2 separate regions of the Mus musculus genome follow, and region 1 is linked to region 2. The links are chromatin loops, found by intact Hi-C in ENCODE. Cell type or tissue: gastrocnemius. All regions are shown on one strand. Links, peaks and the distances in the headings refer to the core of each region. The heading gives the core; the rest is flanking DNA. Region 1 overlaps Clpb (ClpB caseinolytic peptidase B). Region 2 overlaps Clpb (ClpB caseinolytic peptidase B).

Region 1 (9,394 bases), core at 811-8,810, 58 kb before region 2:
CGGACCCCCAGGGGGTTATTAGAGGAATCCATGCTCTGCTTTTCCCTTCTAACAGAAGAACTCTGCATCCATAAAGTCATTCCTGTTGCCCTGTTGCCCTGACCATTGCTCGCATGGCGCTGGCCTCCAGGGTTCTTGCTTCTGTCTTAGCTGTTTGCCAAGTATGCATTTGTTCAACGGCTGCCTTGGAGGTCTGGATCAGTACCCGCTCAGCCCTGCAGTCATCAGTCCTCAGGAAGAGCTCACACGGTGCTGATGAGTGGAGGAAGTGGTACCTCGAGGCTGAAAGGGAGACACAGGAACTGGCCTTACAATGCAAAACATGCCAATAACATGAAGGTCACAGAAAGGTTGAAGAACTCTTGCAGGTGAAGTGAAGACACACAGTGTTTGATCTTTATATTGATTCTGTCTTACGTCTGGATCACAATACTGTGAAAACTGTTAGGATAACGGGAGACATTTGACCATAGGCAGAATGTGAGGTAGATGCTCAGCCTGTGCTATCAGTGGGTCAGGATCCTCCATGCTCAGGCCTTTTATATATTATGTCCTAGTATTTCCAGAAAGCCTACATATATATCCTTGTGCACTTAAATCATCTCTGGGTTGCTGTACTCTGTTTTGTTTTTTAGAAATAATGACAACAAAAATGTCTGTTATGTTCAATATAGATGCAGGGGATTTTTAGTTTCTGAGTTTCTTTCTATTTTTGATCTGCACTTGGTTGAATCTTTGCCACATTGAGACTTTGGCCATTATGACTGGTGGTTCTGTAGAAGTCCGTCCTTGTACTAGGAAATACATGCCACAGTATTTGGAGATAAGGGGCATAATGTCTGTAATTAATTCTCACATGGGCAAGTAAAATGTATTAGAAATAGGAACCAAATTAATCAGAGTTTAAAGTAGGTCCAAGTCAAGGACCTGTGAAGGTTTTTTGGTGCTAATTTTGTAACTGGTTTCTAAGTTTAACAGTTTAAAAATAGCAATCGCACATTAATACATAACAGGTGTCTGCAAAGAATAGGACAAAGAGTGGCCACCCAGCATTGAGCTTTAGTTAGACCAGCGAATGTCATTTTGGTTGCAGATAAATTCTTCACCATTTGCCTTTAACATTTGAACAGATAGTGTAGTAGCAGCTACCATTGCAGAACATCCTGCACCCTCACACCTCCCGTGGTCATATGGCCACTCTTGTTAGGAGGCTCTGACAGGCCAAGGAGGTAAGATGAGAGAGGCTCTAAAAAGACCTGTCCACAGCACACAGCCAGGCAGAGGCAGAGGTAGAGGTAGAGTCAGGCTCCTATCTGGTTCCGTCCTTTCCCAGAGAGGCTTGGTGAAGCAGCTCATCTGTGTGTTTAAAGATTGGGCTGTTGATTCTGCAGGGCAGTCATTACCTTCCAAAACACTGAAACTAACTAGTAGGAAAGGCTCAGGATGAAGTGTGCAGATTCACTCATCTGAGTTGTGGGTGCTTTGCATATACCAGTCTCCATTCTCTCATTATTCACTTGCTTTCCTGAGGTTGCCAGGTGTAAGAGTGAAAACAAAGGCACCTGGAGGGCTTCCTTGAGGAGAGGGTCTGAGCTGAGCCTAAGAGGCTGGTGCTCAATTTAAATAGGCAATGCAGAAGAGGCCAAAGGGGCTCTGTGCCTGTGCAGTCAGAAATAATGTAGACCTTTACCTTGAAATCTGTAGGCCCAGACTGGGGTCTAAGAACAAACAGCCTTTGCTGTCCTCTCCGTACCCCCCTGTCCCTGGCTAGCTGAGAGATAAGGCACAGATGGAGGCTGCCTGGGGATTCTAGCCCTAGGCGCCTTGTCTCTGCTCAGACAGAGGGCCTGGTGCTGTTATTACTGTAAACAGGGCCTTCTGGGCGGCTCCAACCAGGGTCCTGTTGCCCAGATAGTGATCATGATTGGGTCTGCATGGCTCAGTGCTTCCAGGCCTCTGATGCAGGTGGGACAGAGCTCCCCACTCTTCAGCCCCTCCCTGGTTGCAGCTGAGGGCCAGTTCCTGCAAAAGATCCGGAAATCAGTTGGAACAATGCTTGATTGAAGTTCGCTGGCCGCTTTGTATTGATTGGTCATAAAGAAAAAGGAAGAAAAGTGAGGTGGTGTCTTCTTTCTTTCCCTGAGAAGAGCTAGTCCTAAATGACTTAAATGTGCATCTGCCTGCCTAGGACTTCTTCCTTCCTGCAAGCACCCAAGCCGAAGGAATTACCCTTTTAGATGTCTTACTGGGTCAGGTCTGCTGGGAATCTATTTCTCAGTTTTTATTTTGGTGCTATATGTATTTTTTTTTAATAATTTAGGCTTATTTATCTTTATTATGTGATTGTTTTGCCTGTGTGTGTGTGTGTGTGTGTGTGTGTGTGTTTCTTCTGGAGGTCAGAAGAAGATACTGAATTCCCTAGAACTGGAGTTAACAGGTAGTTGGAAGTCACTACATAGATTCTGGGAACCAAACCCAGGTCCTCTGCGAGAATAACTTAACAGCTGAGCAGTCTCTCCAGCTCTAGATGCTACACACATTTAAAATGATAATGTTTTAGAAGTAATAGGGACTGCAGAGAAAAATAAGGCCCACAGAGGTAGATTTATCCTGAGCAATACATCAAGTACCTGACAGCTGTGGTTAGAACCCATGACCATCAGCCCTCCAGACCATGTCCCCACTCCTGAGTCTGAGATGCCTCGAACATACTTATACACAGGAGCCTAAGTACTTTGAAAAAGACTGCTGCCGCAGGTTTTCCACCACAAGACAGAGCAGTATTGGTGGCAGATTGGTGTTTGCAGGTGCTATAGAGAGACTCAACCCTGAGAACTCCCATGTGCCAACTGCCAGGGCAGGAATGGGGTGGGAGGTGGGGCAGATGAAAACAGTTCATTTCTGGAGGGTACTGGTGACTGAGGAAGTTAGACAAAGCAGCCAAATGTTAACTGTTTTAATACAGATTAGCACGGGGGACTGGGAAGGAAACAGACCATTTTAGGGAAACCTTAGAGGATGAAACTTGAAAATGATTAAGAAAAAATGAGCAATGCTGTGGTCACTGTTGTGAAAACAACAATAGAACTTGCAACTGCAAGGAAGTGCTCAGAGCAGAGAGTGAGGTCAGCCTGCTGCCCTCCGGCTCTCACCAGAAGAGCGACGTCTCCTCTTGGCCTTTGGCCTGCTGGCCTCTCACATCCCTGGTTACTAGAGAAGACTTTTTTTCCTTCTTTGCTCTTAGGCTCTGCTACTGACTGTCTTCCCTTACCGGGGGTAAGCAGTTTATTTTTTTGTTTGTCTGTTTGTTTGTTTGATTGCTTATCGAGACAGGATTTCTCAATGTAGCCCTTGCTTGTCCTAGAACTGGCTCTGAGACCAGGCTGGCCTTGAACTCAGAGATCTGCCTGCCCCTATCTCTAAAGTGCTGAGATTAAAGGCTTGAGCCACCACTGCCCACCCAGTGGCAGTTTATTTTCTATCCACAGATATGTTCGGGTAATTGCTATATTTTTTATGCCATCCTGATTTACTCAGGACATCAGGTGTAGTGGCAAGGAGCCCTTATCACTGAGCCATTTCCCCCAGCCCTCTCCCATCACTAGTGTAAATGGCCAATGATACTAATGGCATAAGCATCGCTGTTTTCATAGTGCTTTAGTATATACCAAGTGTCTTAACTGGCTTGATTTATTTGACTTATTATCTCTTGACACCCCTATGTATGATATACATATACAGTAAGGCGGGGAGAGGGGCGAGCTCTGGAAGACAAGGTTCTGTTACATAGCTCTGGTTGACCTTGATTCATGGTGATCCTCCTGCCCCAGCCTACTGAGTGCTGGCATGCACCACCATACATAACCAGGTCCTGTCCTTTCACTAACAGAAACAGTGAGCAGGAGCTGTTGTGGGAGGGAACAGAGAAAAGCCAAGTTATACATTTATCCATGGGCCACCCCTCAGTAAATGGCTGGCAGTGAATGTGTTTGAACTGAGGTTTTTTCTGCCTTGTATACCCTGGGAGTTGTGCAGAAGCTGGGACTCAACTCTAGCTGTGTGCTGTGTTCTCCTGTCTGCTACCCTGAGCCATCCCCAGTTAGTATCACCCACCAGTGCCCCGCCAAGCAGAAGAGTTAGTTCATTAGAGAGAGCTGGCCACAAGTCTGAGCCCAGGAAAGCCTGCGGTGCCCACCCCCTCTCCCCAGTGCAGCGCAGGCTGCTCGGCCCTGACTGGCAGCCTGCATTAAGCATTCTACTCATCATCTCAGGGATGATGGAATCCTAACCTTTTCGGAGACACCGTGCTCTGTCACAAGCATTGCTCTTTTTAAAAGAGATTAATTCACTTGCCGCATTTTGTCCATTGGTGAAAATCACCAGGGGGAGCAAGGGTGGCTTTCTCTGGCCTCTGAGGCCCTTTCAACTACTCTCAGCAGGCAGTCCCCGCCCCACCCCATACCCAGCCCGCTCAGGACTTTGAAATGAGTGCCTGCTGGGCATTTACTTGACAAAAAGCAGCAAAATGAACTAGGGAGATGTGGGTTGTGAAGTCCTAACTTTGGGGGATGCTCTGCTCTGAGGGAAAGCAGAGGAGACACAGTGCCCTCCCCACCCCAACTCAGCACCTCAAGTGGATAACTTGTGGTTGGGTTTGCTGTGGTGCTAGTGAACTTCTCTGGTTCTTCCTCACGTTACAGAGAGCCCCACAGGTATGCTATGTCTCTCAATCCCCACAACCACCTTGCATGAGAGAGGTTAGCATCCTCTCCTTCACAGCAAGTGACCACAGAGCCTGGATCCTTGCTGTCTTCCATTACACCCTGGCCCCAAGAGGCTGCAGAGAGTAATTGTCAGTCACGAGCTGGGCTTGAGGCTGGTCTCCTCCTGTGACTGGCCCCAGGTTGCAGAGCCCTGCCCTGATATGTACGTGTGGATATGGAAATGGCAGAGTGCAGTCCTCACTGACCTCAGTGAAGCTCACTGAGGGGTGTGACTGCTTAGGGTGCTGGGATAGTAAGTGCAGAGCTTTGCTTTGCGCTAGACTAGACACAGGGCTTCTGACTTCCCAGACAAGGTTTTAGTGTATATTTCAGGCTGGTCTTGAACTTGCAGCAATTCTAATGCCTCAGCCTCCCAGTGAAAGATATGTACTACAATGCTGAACTGGCCTTACAAGAGTTTTCTTTTGTTTTTTCTTAAAACTAACAAAAAAAAGAGTCTTTGCAGAAAAAACAAACCCATATATGTAAGTAGTTCAAATTTTTCATTATCACAAGTTAAAAACAGCAGTATATCCTTTGTACTCCTTAGATTTGTAATCCCAACATCCAGGAGGCTAATACAGGAGGTTCATGAGTCAAGGCCAGCTTGGGATGCTTAGTAAGTTCAAGGCTGATATAGGCAACATAGTAAACTTTGTTTCAAAACAAAAATAAAAAGTCTTGTATTGCAAAGTGTCTCAAGACAAGGCATGCACAGAGGACCCCTTTCTTGCTGGTATAAAGGTCAATAGAACAAGATTATCCTAAGGATACTGGCCCTGTTGTTCACACCACATACACGCATGCATGCCTGTGATCCACACAACTTCCATTCCCAAGGAAATGGTTTCATAGGTCCCAAGGAACATGGAGAGGATGTCCTTTGAGCATTGTTTTTGGTGGCTAGCTGGGTATCCCTGGGAGAGGATAGGGGAAAATGTGATGGATTGTTCTGGTCCCCTCTTCTCATGGCCATGGATAATAAAGAAGGTAAGAAACCTGGGTATAAATTTTCTGTGGGGAAATAAAATCTGCTTTTGCACAAACTCTGTGGTATCATAGAAGCATTTGGTTCTGAAGTAGATGTATCTGAAGTACAACAGTAGATGAAGTTCTGGTCCTTTCTGTGATTCTGAAGGAAGCTTAGATAGATAGGATAGAAGTCCAGATAGGATAGAAGATCAGGACAAGATGGAGAAAATCCTTTGCCCTTTCCTCATTGGACATCTGCCTAGTGGTTGGACCATGTTTTGTGGAATTGCATGCATGCATGTTTAGACAAGGTCTTGCTACATTTCAGGCTGTCCTAGAATTCATTGTGTGGTCTGCCTGACTCATGGGACTCATCCTGCCTGGACCTGAGGATTATAGGATGGAGCCACCATGTCTGGCTGAATTGAATTCTTGACTTAGTCCTCTATTTCTGACACTGTGGTCTTTGATATCCTGCTGTCCTAAGTCCTCCTTTTAGAGTAGATGCCATGTCTTGCCCACATATAGAATCTAGCACAGGACCATGCCATTGGCTGACTGAAATCAATTTCTGTCTTTTCCTTGTGTTATATGAAGAGAGGTACTGACTGGAGGTAGACTGGTAAGATGAGGTGAGGAGGGACCATTTGTAGAATGGTTATCAACCTGCTGTGTAACCCCTTCACAAGTCATTTTTCCTTGTTACACCTGTCTCCTCGTCCATTAAAAGAGATTACTATCTGCTCCTTAAGCTTATGAAGAGTAAATCAACTCAGGAACTTGAAGTTCCAAGAGGGCAGTCCATAAGTAAGACATAGCTTTGTTCAACCTGTCTTTGTCTGCCTTGTGTTATATGGACCGGGACCCAGGATTCAGATTTACAGTGATGAGCTTTTAGACCTTGGATTTGTTGGTTTGCTTGACAATCACTGACCTCCTGTGTACTAAGCACCTGGCATATAGGTCCCAATAGTTCTGTGTGGGCTCGAGTGGGAACCTAACTTAGCATTTCTTAAGTTCTTTCCTACTTTCTTTGGGTTGAAAGATTTGTATTTTCCTAACAGCCATGATAAAATAAATACAGTTGAGTAATGTTCCTTTTGTAAACAAGGAACTATGTAGACAAGACTAAATCTGTCAGGTCTTTTAAGGGAGTGGATATAGGCACCAGGTTTGTATCACATAGCCTGAGAGCAGAACTTTAGGCAGCAAAGGGACTGAGAGGTTCTTGGACCAGGGAAATAGGAATGTCATAGTAACACTATTAAGATAAGAAGGCAAAGTTCTTTTTAGATGACTTGGGAGGGTGACAGTAGAGATCTGGGAAGGAGAAGGAGAAGGGCAAGGGAAGTCTCAGGTGAAGGGAGTGATCAGTGGCTGTGATTGGAGATTAGTACTCAAAGGTCTCTGTTTCCAGAATTGTCTAGCTTCCATATTTGTGTTTATCTGCTGAGGTAAGTCCTCACTATGTTGTCCAGCCTGGCCTTGCACTTAACTCTGTGCCCTGTATTTTTTTTTCTAGTGCATTCTATAATATATTCCTGTCCATTGTAAGCCACACACTGAAAATATCTTCTGTCTCTTGTCAGGCTGTTATCAGAAGGTGCAGATGTCAATGCAAGACACAAACTTGGCTGGACAGCACTGATGGTGGCATCCATCAGCCACAATGAGAGGTAAGACTCGCCTTCTATCCAGAGCCGTCCAAGGTGGTGGGCCTGAATAGTGGCTGTAGAGAGCCACATGTGGTTTCAGATCCCAGCAGTACTTACTGATCACTAGCTTTGTGACCTCAGGCAAGTCATTGGTGTTACCACAGTAGCCACTTGTTTAAGAGCAGATCATAAATGGTTACATGTGCATGTGTGAGTTTTTATCATCTTGAGATGCCTTTGGTCACTGCCCCATTGAGGGTTCTAGTGGCTTTTTATTTGAAGGGTCTGGAGGCTTCGTTCCTCCTACCTATTGGTAGCTGTGATGTTTTCCCACCTACTATTTCTTTCATTCGAGGTTGTAGCTATTGTGTAAAGTTGAAAAGCAGGGACTGGAGAGAGAGCTCGGTCACTAAGGTGCACGAGGACCTGAGTTGGGATCCCTAGCACCGTGTACAAGCCAAGTGCATCTGTAGCCCCAGCACTGAGAGGGTTGTGGGAACAGAGGCAAGTGAATCCCAGGACTCTGCAGCCAGCTGATCAGTCAGTGAGTTCCAGGTTCCATGAGGGCCATGTGTAAAACATAAGGTGAATTAGGCTAGGCATGGTGGCATGGGTCTTTAATCCCAGCAGTCAGGAGGGCAGAGGCTGGTAGATCTCCTGAGTTTATAGTTAGCCTGGTCTACATAGCTAGTTCTAGGCCAACTAGGGTTATATAATGAGACCCTGTCTCAAAACTTTAATAAATAAATAAATCATTGGACCTCACATTTGCCCCTAGTGCTGCCCCTCCTCCAGGGATGAGCACATGGTCAGGCACACACAACACACACCAGAAGTAGCATAGGTCAATTTCAGAGCCACTCCCCAAAATCTATGTTGTTACTCTAATTTTGAAGAAACAGAAGCACAGAGAGAAAACAGTGGTTTACCTGAAGTTAGGTAGTTAGGTTAACCCAGCATCCGTGGTGTGCATTCTGTTCTGTATGTCAGTACTTCCGCCTAGTGCTCCAGCCCAGGCTGTTCTGGTTTCTGCCCCAAGGTCTTTAGAAGTCTGATGGATCCAAGTATATAGTCATTGTATGATAGAAATTATACAACAAAAAGATGTTTTTAGACTTTTTCATGTAGTACTGGGAATTGAACCTAGGGCTTCAGGCATGCAAGACAAGCCAGTGAGACACGCCAGCTTTAAAGGGGTGCTTTCAGAGAACTACTGGACCCTTCAGTAGAAGCTACTCAAATTGATAGTTGGAGGAACCAATTTTAATTCTCCCATCAAGCAGGTCTTTAAAGCTCTTATCTGCTAGTTCTGGCCACTTTGGAAGAATCTGAAATGTGGAGGAAAGCCACCAAGCTGGAATTTTCAGGAGGCAATCTGCTTCAGATCACCTGAACCTGTAGCTCTCCTTGAGATAGGTCTCTCTTTGCTTTTATCATGAACTTGGTCCCAATGACTCTGTTTCCTTATTTGCCATCCTCAGCTCCAAGCCTTTATCTTTTAAAGGTAATAGATACATGCTGGTGATGTACTTCAGTGGTAGAGTGCTTGCTTGCCTGGCATGCTTGCGGCCCTGAATTCAGTCTGTAGCATTATACAACAAAAGGAAAAAGAAGGAACTATGTATACTTTGCTTTGGAGAGATCCAGTTTGTGATTCTTATCCTTCATTGAATTTCAGAACTCTGGGGGTACCTGATTCTCTCCATGAGAAGTTAATTTCCCAACATTCAGTAACTATGTATGCTAGTCTTTGAAGGCTCAGACCTCAGGGAGCTTATAACATATGTGGGAAAGAAGTACAAGTCAAGTCAACAGTAACGGAAAGAAAAGGCGTCTCCAGACACCCTGAGAAGGGTGGACAGGAAAGGAGAGAGAGAGAATGAGATGGGTCAGTCAGTGATTTGGTGCAGGGTGTGAGGCAGAGGAGTGAAGGGTCTGGAAGCAGACTGAGTTTCACTGTTTCTTATGAGTCAAGTAAGAATCTTGTCTGCTACAGGTAATATA
Region 2 (9,394 bases), core at 745-8,744:
AGAGTTCCCCAGCTCTATCCACTCTTTGGCCGTGGGTGTCCTTATCTGTCTGAGTCAACTATTGGGTGGAGCCCAGCATGCCCCTGTCTGCAAGCATAACAGAGTATCATTAATAATATCAGGGGTTGGTGCTTGCCCATGGAATGGGTCTCAGGTTTGGCTGGTTGATCATTCCCTCAGCTCTGCTCCATCCCTCATGCCTGCATTTCTTGTAGGCAGAATAAATTTCGAGTTGAAAGTTTTCTGAGTAACTTGGTGTCTCTATCGCTCCACTGGGGTTCTGCCTGTAAACAGGAGGTGGCCTCTTCAGGTTCCATATCCCCGGTGTAGTGAGTCACAGCTAAGATCACCCCCATTAATTCTTGAGTGCCTCCCTTATCCCAGGTTCTGGAGATGCCCCCTACCTCCCCACCCCTGTCAGTTGCATATTTCCATTCATTCTCCTGGCCATTATTTATCTGTATGTGCTTGGCTGCTCAGTGAAGCTAGAAGGTGTCATTTTTAATTTGTCCTTTATTCGGTGCCACAAATCTGGTGCATCATGCAGTCTCAATTGTGAGGCAGACTTGGTAAAGTTCTCAGAACTCATTAGAGAAAAGCACTTTTTTGTTTTGCTGGGAATTGAACTCAGAACCTCTGAGCCATCTCTCCAACCCCCCAATCAATCTTTTGAAGAAAACTGCAAATAGAGCTCTGAGATGGTGTATGATTCTGCTTGTTAGTTGTTGTTTTGTTTTGTTTGTTTGTTTGGGGGGGGTTGTTTTCGAGACAGGGTTTCTCTGTGTAGCCCTGGCTGTCCTGGAACTCACTCTGTAGACCAGGCTGGCCTTGAACTCAGAAATCCACCTGCCTCTGCCTCCCAAGTGCTGGGTTTAAAGGCGTGCTCCACCACTGCCCGGCTGAGAAAAGCACTTTTGAGAAAAATAATATAACCCATGGAAGGAGTTCCATCAAAGTGGTCCTGCTGATGTCTGCACCTGTTCTCCACCCTCCTGTCTCTCCTCCCCTCTCTCCCCCTGAGCTCCTGTGTTTATTTGTGAACAACTGACAACTGCTGAGGATAAAGGAAGGGAGCATAAACTGAAAGAGTTGTTGGCAGCAGCCTCTATGTTGGAAAAATGCAGCAGTTTTATGAGGAAGATGAGTAATTCCTTCAGTCTTGATGGGAGGCTTAGAACATTTGATACTACACCTCTTCCGCATTTGTGACTCTTCATACTGATAAGTTAATAAGAAAAATCCCACACAGCTATTTCTACACTGTTTGCAAAGTCAAGCTCCTGTCTTCCTAAAGTGTAGAACAGAAGTGTGCCTTCATCTGGAGGCTCACTCACTGCTGTTTTGTTTGTTTTCTTTTGGGGGTGTAACTTGGTTGTTGTTTGAGACAATGTATTGTTGTCAAACCCAGGTGGGTTCAGACTTACAACAACAGTCCTGCCTCAGTCTTCCCAGTGTTAAGATGATAGCCATAAGCCCCCACAGCCAGCTTCAGCCATTGTCCTAACTGCTGATAGTTGTCAAAGCAGAAGTCTAGACTGACTTTTTGGGCACAGACTTGAGTGGAAACCTTCTCTTGATAAGTTGTCTTTGCTGCTGTGGACATTCAACTGGGATTGGTCAGCAGATGCTTAAACATCTGGTCAACTGTGCCCTTTGGGGTGGAGCACTGTTTTATAGACAACCCATCAAGATTGATTGGCCTTCTAACTGAATTAGCCAGATGTGTGGGCATTGTGTGCCCTTTCCTCAGCCTCCTCCAATGTTGTTAGATGGAAGCAGACATGTGATTAGCATGTTTGAAGATGCTGTGGTCTTAGTTCATGAACAAAAGCTGCTGCCTCCTGCAGACTGTGGCTCTGCCCCAGACGTCAGCAGTATAATTACAACTGCTGAATTTAGCCTAGACCTGAGCTTGGCTTCCTCAGTCTCAGCTGTCCTTGGCAAGAGGGGGAGGGAAGGGGAGGGGACTCAAGGCTCTTGTGTAGTCTGCTCTGAGCTCTGCTGTATCCAGAACCTGCTGACACCTTTAGAGGAAGTATGCTGGATTATGGGGAGGAGGAGGAATAGGGCTACTCTGAAACCCACAACTTCAGAAAACTTGCCCCAAATAAAAGAATGAGCTGGGCTTCTGGCCCCTGGTGCCATTGTGTGCTAGTGAAAGCTTTATCTGCATGTACAGAGAGAGCCTCACAGGTTTGCCGTGAGCAGAGTCTGAGGCAGGCTGCTTTCCTTTGCCTTGGCTGACTCCATATGTGCCATGGGTTTGGCCGCTCATTTCTTTGGTTGTGCACCTCCTTTCCTGACCACACTGGCCTATATATTTTTCTCAGCACAGACCAGACATTTTCATGTTGCCAGGAGCTCTGCTGTGTTAGTATTCTGTAAACAACTCATATCTGGTGAGTCCAAACCTGCCCTCCTCCTATTGTCCTCCACACTCCATGTTTGGATGGCATTGTCACCATCCACCAGCTTCAACAGGAAGGCTCTGTAAGGAAGTCTAATGCCTACTACTTCAGTGCTTAACAAGCCCTGTCTGTCTGAGAATTTCCTTTCAGGGCCATCTCTCCACTGTCACCCCCTCCCCCTAGTTCAGACTTTATAACAAGAGCACTATAGCAGCCGTATTGTTGGCCTCCCTTCTTTAGGATCTCCTTCAACCCAGGCTCTGCCCTGCAAAACTGTTTGCTCCCATGCTCTAAAACCTTCAGGGCAACTCAGATGCCTCACCCAGCATCCTTGCACTCTGCAATTCACCATGAGTGTTCTGCCACACTATCTCTAAGAGAAGATGCAGGGATGGTGGTTTGCTTTGAGCCTGGAGCTAGTACCTGCTGGGCCCTAGGAGGCTGCCTGGGAACCAGGAGCTGTCTGCAGGGCCTTGGAACCACTCATGTTCTAGCAGTCTTTCATCTCTATACCTCCTCATTCACTTTTCCCTACTTCTCCTGCTATCCAGATCTGCTTGTCCTTCAAGAGGCAGCTCCTTACATTGTCTCTCGGGTTTTCCCTGGTATGCTTACATGAAGAAATCCATTCCGCACCCTCTGTAAGCTTAAAATGTTCAATAGTTTTAGTGGCAGGTGGTGGTGCATACCTTTAACTTTAGTGCTAGTGCTCTGGAGGCAGAGGCAGGAAGATCTCTGAGTTTGAGGCCTTACTGTCATGTGACAGGGAAGTATGTAGAGCAGACCTTGAGTCTAGTGTACAGAATGAATTCAAGGACAGCCAGGGCGATACAGAGAAACCCTGTCTCAAAAAATAAAAGTACTGGTTTTAAAGATTATATTTGAAAACCAAATCCCCATACACCTCCTCCTTGCACCCCTCCTCTTGGCTCCTCCGATCCTGCTGCCACCCGTAGCACTGGCCAGGTTACTAACCAAGGAAGACCACCCTGTCCCCTGTCTGCCTGCTGTGAAAGTAATATAGCCAGGGGACACTCACCCCAAACCCACACATATTCACAGGGGCACTTGTGTAGGTCAGGTTGCTTTGTAATGGCAATTAAGGAAACCTAACAGCAGCTGTCACTCACTGAAGTCTCACTGCATGCCAAGGCTTTCATCTCTTCTAATACCTAGCTAACTCTAAAAGGTTGAGCCATCATCTACATTTCCCGCGTGTGTAAGAAGGGCACCAGACCACTCGGGAGCTTGCACCAGGTCCATCCTCATAAGTAGCAGGATCATTGTATTATATTTTGATTAAGTTCTCATGAGCCAAATTCCACAGTCAACAGCCCCAGAGTTTCTACGGGGTAAAGTGAGTACCAGAATGTTGGTTGGCTGATGGGTTGGTTGAATGGATCAGTGTTCTTCACTTTGAACTTGCCTTCAGGGTTAAGAGAAACTTGGCTGAGTGTCTGTAGCTTATGCCAAGAAGTATGGATTTTGTCTCATCTCCTAATGCCCAGCTGTACACAGACCTGTTCCCTCCTACTCAGTAACAAACTGCCTGGGACTCTTTCCTGGCTCATATTTACAAGAGAATGTGATAAATTCCGTATTGATCCCTTCTGTTCCACTGTAAATTTTGCAAAAGATGATTAAATAGAGCAATAGAGTCTGCAGGCATTGTGGCTCAATATGTTGTGGACTGGTGTATCGACCTCCTCCATCCAAAGGCAGCCTGCGCCTATCCCTGCTGCCCCAGACCAGTAATTAAAATCCTGTGAGACTGGGATTTAAAATCCAATCATATCCCTGAATCAAGCCTTCTAGCCTCCCCGTGTGACGAGTGCAATAAGGTAACGGCAGGAGCATGTTTATGTCTGTGCTGAAGCAGTCCCCATAGGGTGGGTAAGAAATGGAGAGGTGGGGAGCCCTGCTGGCTAAATCACTTCACCCTGACACCACGGCAACTTGTAAGACAAGCTGCAGGTACACAAACAAGTCCCAGCCAAAGACCACAGCTCAAACTCTAAGAGTAAAACATCAGGCACAAAATTCACCAATCTGGTTTCACTGTATGCTCCTAGTCCCACAGACAAGATGGTTAGTTTCCGTGGGTGATTTGGTCCTGATTAAGCTACTTGGGGAATCTAGCAGCCAGATGTGTGTGAATTTGCAACAGAACTCTTCAACTTAATCTGAACTGAAGCTAGACTTCCTTGTACTGAGTCCTGCAATCAAGGCACAGGCTACTGTAGAAGATAGGGTGCCCACTCTCCACCTTGCAGGATCAGGAGCTCCTTAGGAGCAGAAACATCATCTTACTCACTTCTGTGTCCCTCATACCTACCTAGCACAGTGACAGACATAAAAAGGACTCTCAGAAAGTGCCTTAGAGTGAATGAGTGAATCGTTAATGTTAGTTAGTATTGAAAAGTAGGACCTGGCTGGAGAGGTGGATCAGTACCTGCTGCTCTTGCAGAGAGAAAGACAGGGTTTGAATTCCAACACCCACATGGTGGCTCACAACCATCTGTAACTCCACTTCCAAGAGATCTGACAACCTCTTCTGACCTACATAGGCACCAGGAAAACATGTGGTACATAGACATACATGCAAACAAAATACCCATCTACATAAAATAAAAATCTAAACAAAATAGTAAACTATGACATATCAGTGTACACCTAGCAAGTAGCTGTCCATTCAGGGCATGAGCACTTCTGGTGCTATGGAATTTAGCTAGGCCATATTCTATTCTTCATACTTTCTGATGCGTAGCAGGTCAGCCATGGAATGTAGCCAAGGGTCTTATTATTAGCCTCCCATTTCTGCACTATAGCAAGCATGGTCTCTGAACTCTTTTTTTTTTCCTCCAGATCAAACCACCAAGCAGTTCTTTGAGCCATTTTTCTCCTGTGGCTTCTAAAGCCTTTTCTACACCAGTTGTACTTCCCAGAACAGTCTCTGTGTCTTGTCTCTCTTCCAAAACCTATGACTCCTCGTTTATACTTTACCTCTTTAGTGTCAGTCTTCTGTCGGAAGTATTTGGTACCCTTCCCACCCTAATTACATCTGCAGATTTAGTGAGTTAGCCCAGCCCCGTGATGTCCATAGCAGAAATAAACATGCTGAACACGACTAAACCTGCTTACTGTCACTGGAGACTTTTCTGCTCTGTCTTTTACCCCACCCCCCTTGGGTCTGGGTGCCAATTAGTCCCTGACTGACATTCTATATGTTACTGGCATCCAGCCCACACTCCATTGTGACCACAAGCTTTTCCAGAGACATCCCATCAAATGTCTGATGAAGTCACCCTTTGCCCTAACTACCTGACTGAGCTCACAGGTAATCCCGATGCAGATGAGACCCATCAGATGCCCAGCTGTCACCGCCTCTTTCTAGAGGTTCACAAAGCTCTCTCCTGATAGGTTTGCTTCTGCAAATGAAGCACCCTGTGGAAAGTTTACGATCAGACGATTGCTTTTATCACTCAGAAAAGGAAATGACTCAAAGACTATTTATTTTACTACATTTATTTATTTGCAGTGTGTATGTATGCACATTTGCACACATATATACACATGCCACAACATATTTATGGAGGACAGAGGACAACTTGTGGGAATTAGTTCTCTCCTTCATCATATGAGTCCCTGGGCTCAAACGCTAATAAGCAAGCTTGGTGGCAGGTTCCTTAACCTGCTGAACCCGAGGGCTGAGTTTGCCTTCTGTTCCTCTCAGCTGGGACTGTAGTTTCTCTTCTCCCAGACCAGTGGTGCATAGGGAAGGGGACCAGTTCGTCTCCTCATCCTCTGCCCAATGTTATCAGTTTCTCTCTCATCTGTCGATCTCCTGCTGCTTCCACTGTGTGCCAGTCTTTGGCCTGTTTGTTAAATGGGACTTAATGGAGTTTCTGATGGAGGCCATGAGGAAAGTCTCCCAAACTCCAGAAGACAGTGGAGCCCCTCTGGCTGGCCATGATGCAGGGCAGCGAGGAGAGGTTCTGGGTGATGTCAAGGAAGTTGAGTTATTGTGGTTCACCATTTCCCTAGCCCAGAACAGGAACCCTGAATGGGAAGAAAGGAAATGCTGGGCCATACCAGCATTTCTACAGAAATGTCTGTCCCCAACTCACGTTGAGAAACTCAGCTCTCTTGCTGGGGCCTGAAGCATCTCAGCACATTGGAAGGGAAGGGAAAAAAGATGTCTTTCTGTCTTTGAGTCATCAGGCCTTTGGTGACACTTTTAAAATTTTCAAACATTTATGAAAGAGATTTGAATCCCTATTTTAAATCTTAGCTTCCCTGTTTGCCTCCCATATGACCAGAGGCAAATTATTTCAACTCTGAGCCTGTTTTCTCTTCAAATCATGAATTATTCAGGCACAATACGAGACTGTGTGCCCAGCAAATGTTAGCCCCTGCTCTCACTCTTCCAGAAGACCAGACTGTCTGTAAAGTGGGAGGAAACAATACCTCTTCTGCTTTCTTCACTGAATTGCTAAGGATTAAACCCATGTGTAGCCAGTAGAAAATGCAATATGGAGCACATGCCTTATAAGCTACTCTTGACTAAAGGGTGTGTGTGTGTGTATGTATGTATGTGTGTGTGTGTGTATATATATGTATATATGTGTGTGTGTGTGTGTGTGTGTGTGTGTGTATATACATATATGCCTACCTATAAGAGTTTGCATTGTGTGTGCGCGTTGCAGTGGTCATCGTGTGGTGAATAGGGGGCACTCCAGATGAGGCCTCAGGAGATGGAACTCTCTTGTTCCCCTCACTGTTCCTCCTTTGTCACTCTCAAGTCTCAAAATCCTGCCTCTGTCTGGCCTCAGGAGTTAAGGAGACTGGCTGTGACAAATGATATGTAGCAGGCCACAGGAGAGCAAGAGCCCAGAAAGTAGATTCCTGGCCACTGGCCTTGAAGAATGTAGGACCTTGGTAATCAGGAAGAGCAGGAACAAGGCTCTGGGCTGAAGGAACTGTTCAGATACCATGTCAGAGAGTGGCAGGGAAGGCACATAACTGTCTCACCATCTTTCTGAAAGCTTCCTTGATAGAGAGCTCACTACCAGAAATTCTAGTCTACATGGGCACCCCTAGTCATAGAGGACATCTCTAATCGTCACCAAAACCGCTCACTGAAGATAGTAATGAGACTGCCAACATTGTGAAAGTCAGGACGAAAGGAGCCAGGGGCAGAGGTAAATGTGAAAAGGAAGAGTAGATAAGAAAGCTTTTACAGAGATCACAGTCATGTTTTGTTCAACTGAATTCAAACTTTCTGTCTTACTCAGTCCTCATAAAATCCATAGCAGTTGGCAGTAGTACAGCAGCCACCAGCAGACGTAGCAACCAGCCACAGATGATACTCCTGCTCCAGCTAGTGGGGGGAAGTGCTTCTCCTCTTCTCACTTCTGTGAAGATGGGTCAAGACCAGCCAAGAGTCTAGGGGCTCTTGCTTACATGAACAAGGGCATGATCACACACTTGCCATCAGAAAGGCTCCTCCAGCAGACCGAACAGCTCTCTTCAGTCAGCATCAAAATATAGCTCCTGAGAAGACAGGTTTTCCTGGCAAGTAAGTGCATCTGTGCTGGGCCCTCTCCTGGTGTTAGCAAAGTGGAGGCAGTGTGTAACGATAGCCTTCAGTGGGGGGGATCCTTGCAGGAAGACAGGCTGAAGGCTATGGGAGCACAGATGGTGGTACCCACCTTTTGCTGAGTACTAGCCCATCCTAAAACAGCCTTTGGGAGGGCAGTCAGGAAACCTTTCTGGAAAAGATGACAGATTCAGACTTAGAAGATGGAGTCAGTGGAGCCAGGGGACTCCCTATTCCAGATGCAGGAGAGGGAAATTCTTGGGAATTGGAAGAGCTCATATGAGGGTCTTTCCCATTCAGAGCATGTGTGATTATGTTAAATCAAAGGTGGATTCTAGAGCAAAGAAGAGCTACTCCCTAGGCACCAGTGAACCAGGCCTCTCTCACCAACACCCCTTTCACTATCTTCACCTGGGTGAAGAGATCTCAGCCAGCCACAGCTGTACCAACCAGCACCAGCACCATGCATGACCAACCACCCCTACCCTACTTTCTGGGCCCGATTCCTATTGACAGATCCCCCAGAATCTGAAGGAATTCAAGACAAATGGTTAAGAGGATGGAGTTAATAAAATTTGAAAAATTGAGGCCTGTCACTCCACTAAACTTTTTTCAATACCACTGACAGAAACATATTTCCCCAATGAGTGACCTTCCACAGCTGTAGCGGGCAGGCGCAGCCGCGCTGCCAGGAAGCTGGGCTGCTATTTATCAAATATTATAAGCTGGGACAACTAATCTGGAGCAGGAGAGGAAGGAGGGGTCCTGCACCATACTGCCTAGGGTGCTCCAGGTGTTTGCCCCAGCCCCAGACAGCCAGTGGGAGGTGACGGATGGCCTGCGATTAGCGCTCCCACCTCCTCCCAGCCCTCTCACTTGCTCCCAGAGGCCTGACCCTGTAGACCAGCTGCTTGGCCTGGAGGGGCCCTGGGTGGGAGGCAAGGGGAGGTCAGGCCAGGGCACGGGCCATCCTGATGCTCCCGGAGAGGGCAGCCGGGTGAGGCCCAGCATGGTTATTTATTGGAGTGTAATGGTTTGTGGCCGTTGGTCGTGAAGGTGAAATCGATCAGTGGTAGAAGTCAGGTTCTATCAATTATTAGAGCAATTAGTCAAGTCAGAGGGAGGGTATGAGGCTGGGGGAGTAATATTGGATGGACATTATCCAGGTGCCCCCGCCTCAGCCTTCCTAAAGTGGGGGCACATGTGCTGCCCTGAGGCTCGAGAACCTTGGAGAACCCGACTGGTTTCTCCTGGTGAGTAGCCTGACCCAAGAGTCTTCTGGACTGGAGCCAAGGCCTAGCACTGTAAAGGGAGCCCCTGTGCTGGCTGGCCCAGGTGCAGAGATGTCCCACCTGTCCCCACCCCATGCTTTATAAGAAGTGACATG

What was found. Hi-C counts contacts between places; a loop is a spot of excess contacts. Peaks named below come from ENCODE experiments on the same cell type or tissue, not always from the same donor. Only the 100,000 strongest peaks of a DNase experiment are listed, where the experiment ranks them.
Region 1: it touches region 2 in a loop (2.1-fold over the local background); 3 of 42 quality-filtered maps call a loop at or near these places.

Annotation. Positions count from the first base shown.
Region 1 is chr7:101,679,964-101,689,357 of GRCm38, forward strand. Clpb (ClpB caseinolytic peptidase B) reads left to right here. Exons shown (of 16, transcript NM_009191.4): 3 at 7,325-7,411. Among named protein-coding and RNA genes, the nearest start is that of Clpb, 21 kb to the left of the region's middle. In gastrocnemius, for the core only: no CTCF peak of the experiment used is centred there; DNase peaks (open chromatin) are centred at 1,886 and 4,152; H3K27ac peaks cover 2,301 bases.
Region 2 is chr7:101,737,867-101,747,260 of GRCm38, forward strand. All of the region lies in intron 5 of Clpb (ClpB caseinolytic peptidase B), which reads left to right. Among named protein-coding and RNA genes, the nearest start is that of Phox2a, 76 kb to the right of the region's middle. In gastrocnemius, for the core only: no CTCF peak of the experiment used is centred there; no DNase peak of the experiment used is centred there; H3K27ac peaks cover 1,167 bases.